Linked DNA regions of Mus musculus: region 2 is linked to region 1. The links are chromatin contacts, found by Hi-C in ENCODE. All regions are on one chromosome and are shown on one strand. The core of a region is the stretch at or near the end of the contact, and the rest is flanking DNA. Distances in the headings are between cores, read along the strand shown.

Evidence for each region. A loop is a pair of places that touch in the nucleus more often than their neighbours do.
Region 2: a loop to region 1 is called in a map of heart, with 8 times the contacts of the local background. The contact joins the promoter of Kdm4c here to the promoter of Megf9 in region 1. A Hi-C loop is called at or near these places in 3 of 37 maps with a recorded cell type or tissue (T-helper 2 cell, heart and regulatory T cell).

The regions. Positions count from the first base shown.
Region 1 is chr4:70,533,613-70,536,312 of GRCm38, forward strand. It overlaps Megf9 (multiple EGF-like-domains 9), which reads right to left and starts at 1,316. Exons shown (of 6, transcript NM_172694.2): 1 at 616-1,316. The coding sequence starts at 1,210.
Region 2 is chr4:74,250,489-74,253,188 of GRCm38, forward strand. It overlaps Kdm4c (lysine (K)-specific demethylase 4C), which reads left to right and starts at 1,391. Exons shown (of 22, transcript NM_144787.2): 1 at 1,391-1,598.

The sequences.
Region 1 (2,700 bases), core at 66-2,565:
CTACTTTAAAAAGGGGCAAAGATGGGCATCCCTGCTCAAATGGCATTTGCTCAATTACTGACCTTGGAACTGAGACAGAATGAAGTGGTGCAAGGAAGGGATTTAACCTAATTTATAAACTTGCTCAACCTAGATACACACCTGTCCCAAATGACCTATAAAATCTACTTATTTGCAGAGAAAACACGGACTACAATGCCGTTTCTGTTTGTAAGCAAACTACATTGTTCATCTGGGGGAATCCCGTAAAGGTTTTTACCTGCGCATTGATAAAGCACCATCCTAGCTTTCAAACTTTCCCCCAAATATCCCAGGTAGGGTGGCCTTCTGGGCGGATCCAATACAAAAGTTTGTGTCCATTCTGGGACTCTGACAAAGGCCAGAAAACCCTGTTTTAGGAAGAGACCCTAAGCCTTCCATATAGCAGCAGCTCCCTCTGGATGGAGCATGGCACCAGGTTGGGGGACAAAAGACTTTCTAGATTTGGAGGGATTGGGGGTTTACTTTAACTGGAGCTCGGATCTTCCCTTGGGAAGCTCTTGGGCAAGAAGCGGCCAGGGTGACGAGGCCGGTGTGTAAATAGGCAGTGCCTGGGGGAAGGTCCAGAGGACTCACCTGGGGGAGGAGAAGTAGGGGCTTCGGTGACAGGTGCGGTGGGCGGGACTCCGCTACTGTTGCTGCTTCTGTCCGGGGACTCGGCAGTTGGGGTCCCTGGAGTGCTGGAAGCCTGAGCGGTGGTGACTACAGAGGTGGTCGGCGGCTGGCCAACTGTGCTCGCAAGGGTGGTGGGCGCGGGTCTGGAGGGTGGTGATTCCGTGGTGGGAGTGTGTCCGTCCTCCGAAGGGGTGGCGGGCGAGAGGTCCAGAGCCGGGAAGGGGGTGGCAGCGGGTTGTGCGCTGGTGCGAAGAGGAGGAATGATCTCCGGGGAGCCGGCTGACGGGGTTGTAGCCCCGGTTTTGCGGACTGTGGTGCGCGGGGGACCGGTCCGCGGGGCCTGCGCGGTGGGAGCCGCGGTCTTAGGGAAGGGGCTGCTGGCTTGGTCCCGAAGCCCCGGGCTGGGCGACGGGACCACCTGCCCCTCGGCCCCGCCGCCACCGGTGACATTCCCTGCCGAGGCTGTGGAAGCGGCTGCGGCGGCCGCGCAGCACAACAGGGCGAGGCCGCCCAGGCTCGGCAGGCTCCTCATGGCGCGCTCGGCTCCGCCATTCATTCATTCATCCAGTCGATCGGTCAGTCATCTTCTCCTCCCTGCCGTCCGACCAAGGAAAGCGTTGCCGCCGCTGCCGCCACCAAGAGCACCATCGCCACCTCCCTCTGACAGGCGGCCGGCCCCGCGGGCGGGCCTCAACGCGGAGGGAGCGACTGGGCGGAGCGCGCACTGCCCGCCCTCCTCGATAGGCAGCGAAGCCTGGCCAATCGGAAGCCGCGTTGGCCCACGTGATCCGCCCGCTCCCCGGCCTCTTTGTAACGGCGCAGACCAATCAGAGGACTCCAAGGGAAGAGGGCGGGACGTCGGGAGGCGCGAGAGGTGTTGGAGCCGGCTGGGTTCGCTGCGGCTCCGGCTTTGTCTACCCACAGAGCGGGGCGCGGGCCTTGGGCATCCAACGCCGCCGAGCAGACAAAGGACGCGGCCCGCGCGGCAGATTCCAGGCCAAATCATCTGTTCCACTGGGCTGCGAGCTGGACCCGGGGCGGGGAGTCCCCTGTGGACAGCGTCTCCACCCTTCTGAACAATGGGGGCGCCGGAACCGCACCCGGACTCGGGCGGGGGCTGGGTTACATCCCCGCGACGGGCGAGGGTGGTGGCAGCTAATATATTAGATGGAGCTCGGCTCTCACTCTGTTGCTCAAGACAGCCGGCCTTGGCCCTGCGGTATCAACACTGTCAACCCCATTTCAGAGATGGGGAAATTAAAGCTCTTGCTGATGGCTTCAGCAAGCCAACTTCTGTGCCCCCACTAAGCACCTGCTGATGGCATGGGCCTGCACTAAGCCAGATGGGACGGCCTGGAGCCCCATCCTGAGCACAAGAGGGTGTGGAGGAGACAAACTGGCATGCACAGTTTATGCTCAGAACCTCGGAAAGAATAGAATATGACCAGGTTGAATTTCAGCTCCTTGTCTCTCTTGCTGAGTGGTTTTGTGGCTCAAGCAGTTTTCTTAACCACGTAAATGGTGAGATGAGAGGGCACACCCCATCCCCCTCACAGAGTTGTGAAAATGAAATCATGTACTTGAAGGGTTTAACCCAATGCTTGGCCCACGGTTGTAAACCGTCATTAATGCTAACCACTTGGGGTTGCACTATGTCAGGACAAGCCTAAGGTTGGAAAGCAGCCCGCATTGCCTCTGAGTCCCCAGAGATTCCTGCCTGTTGCCTGCATTGGGGTTGGGCTGATAACAGAGCTTGACCCTGGATGACATTAAACTCTGGAGGAAGTTGGAAATCAGGCAGGCAAACTTGCACCATCACCCAGGATCCAGCGCTGCGGGACATGGTAGCCTCAGCTGAGCAACTTTTAGGTGCAATCTGGCAGGACAAGTTTGTCATCTGATGGCTTAATTCCATCCCAACAGCCTCACTGTAAACCCAGTCGTGGCCTCTCCTAGGATGCTTGCCTTTGTGCATGATTTCCCATTAGTCATTCTCCTCTAACCAGACAGGCAGGATGAGATTTGTGTGTGAACTCCTGTGTGTTA
Region 2 (2,700 bases), core at 141-2,640, 3.7 Mb after region 1:
TAAGTTAAGTAAGTTTAGAATTGTATTTTTCCAAACCCTAAGCTGTGTTTTATTATTATTATTATTTTTTTATTATTATATCTAAGTACACTGTAGCTGTCTTCAGATGCACTAGAAGAGGGCGTCAGATCTCATTACGGATGGTTGTGAGCTACCATGTGGTTGCTGGGATTTGAACTCAGGACCTTCAGAAGAGCAGTCGATGCTCTTTACCACTGAGCCATCTCTCTAGCCCCCAAGCGGTGTTTTTCCAGTCAAAGAAATATGGTGGTTAGATCTCATTATCTTTCAGTTAATTAACCATATCCCATCTGTCTTTACAGTGCTCCCCCTAAAAAAAAAAAAAAGAAATAAATTAAAAAAAACACATTTAAGTACATTTAAATAGTTATGTTGAGCTTTTTTTTTTTAAAGAGGTGATCAGTTTTTGAGACAGCATATCATGTAGCCCAGTCTAACTTCAGGTCTATGATGTGTTGAGAATGATCTTGAATTTCTAGTCCTCTGATCTCTGTTCCAAGTCCTGGGTTATAAGTATGCACCACATTCATTAGAAATCCTTGTTTTCTAACAACACGTAAAATGATGGTCCTGTGTGCTCACTTTTGTATATGCCTGGTCAGTAACTAGAAGAAATGCAACAAAAAAACCCAGATAGGAACTGTGGGACAGTAAAACCTGTTTAGCCTTTGCAAAACGCTTAGTGTTTAGGCACCTATCTGGAAGTAAGAGTTTGAGATCTGTGTGATTCCTCTGCGGTCTTGGAAGTCAGATTTACACAGACGTGTAGGAAGGTAACTCAATTCAGGATCCCTAATCAAGATTTCTCTAGTCTTTAAGTATTAGACCTTTTTGCTCAAGGGCAGGCTTGGTTGCTAGGAATTTGGGAACACTGCTCACTTGGGATCTCCGACTGAAGTAGGCTCAGAGGTGCAGCCCACTGGTTGGTGTACCGGCACAGGACAATGTCATCGTGAGTCTGGCCTTCCTGACCACCTCCACTCGAGGTAAAAATCAGCCAGCCGTTCTTGCACCGAGGGTTGCCATAGACTCGCACCGAGTCCCTGCAGGCGTGTTCGTGTACTATTTTATTTCAGGTCCAGCCCCTGTGGGAACCTAGTGAGTGATCCGACAAAGATCTGTTGCGCACCTGCTCCTTCTGCTTCGTCAGTGTTTTTCCTCCTTTGAGAAAGAAGAGGCGAGCTTGTCCCCAAGGCAAAAGGAAATACAGCACGGCAAGCGTAGACTAGGCAAGAGGCGGAAGTCTCGGCTTCAAGTCGGGCACCTTTAAGCAGTTTAGAGACCCACGTGACCCAGAGAGCGCCCGGCCCAGCGGTCACGTGGGGGCGCGTGCGCCACACGCAGGCAGAGGCAGCCCGCACAGCCTGCGCGCCCGCGCCGCCTCCCGCCCACCTCCGAGCCGGGAGGGAGGGGAGCGCGGCGGAGGGATTCCGTGGTGGCGCCCCGTGCGCGTGCGCAGCGAACAGCTGTCACCCAGTGCGGAACAAGTCTTCCAAAGATTCCCAAAACCCTCAGGGGAGGCCGCACTTTTCATCCCTTTCATTCGGGTGGCGTCTGGACCTCCGCCAGCGGCGCAGGTAACCTCTTCTTGGTCGGGACGGAGCGGGAAGGGTGGCGGCCTCGGTCCGGTCTTCGCAGGGCAGCACGGGCCTGGGCGCTCCGCGGTGCAAAGCAGTCAGCTGGGAGGGAGGAGGCGGCCCTGACAGTCCATTCTGGCCCTCGGGATTCGGGAGCTCGCTCGCCTGCCTCCCGGGAGCCGATCGGAGGTGCTGTTGCTCCGGACTGCCACGCCTGTGTGGTCTGGGGCGCCGACCGACCCCTCTGCGGCCGACTCCAGGAAGGCCGGGCCTGTGCGTCCTCCGAGCCTCCCTTGGGTCGGGATGTCCGGATCCGCGAGGTAGCAGGTAGCCCGACCCTCACTCGGGTTCGTTCTTGGCCCTAGCAGATGATCTTTCCCTTTTTCTTTCCTCCGTCTTGAGGCCATTTCTTTGTGCGGTTCCTGGGGGGAGCCATGATGCGGGGTAGACAGTGGGCGCTTAATAGATGCGACTTCGTTGCGGCATGTGAACTGCCAGGGAGAGAGGGCGTGTTGTGCGATGGGAATGCCAAGAAGGCAGGCGGTCTAGCTCGGGCTGGAAGTTGGTGTTCTCTGCTCAGCAGTGAAAGCAGCTGGACTCAGTTCTGAGGATTTTCTTGGGGACCCAGAAGGCAGCCGCCGGTGTGGCTGAGCCCGCAAGCTCGCACGTAGTCAGTCAGGTGCTCTGAGAGAAGACTTGGAAGACTTGACCAACTTTTTTTTTTTTTTTTTTTTTTAAATCTTGGACTCAGTACGGTCACTCACACTTGGTGATTTACCTAGTACTGCTTAGAAAGCTTACGTTAGAAATGAAGCAATTCGGAACCCGGGAGACGCTTTTGATAGGCTCGGTAAGCTTAGGTTAGCACCAATCTTTGCTGTATTTCACCCACTTGAGTTTTGCGTTTAAAAAGGGCGGAAGGGAGTGGAGCCTAACTCTTTCTATGGGAAAAGTTATTAGTATTCTAATTTAAAAGTGTGATGGTTAAAACTTTTGGTATTTTTGGTTGTTTTTTGAGTCAGGGTCTTATATGTAGTCCTGCCCAACTTAGAACTCTGTATGGTAGCTAACCTGGTGCTCCAGGAAATCCACCTGCCTCTGC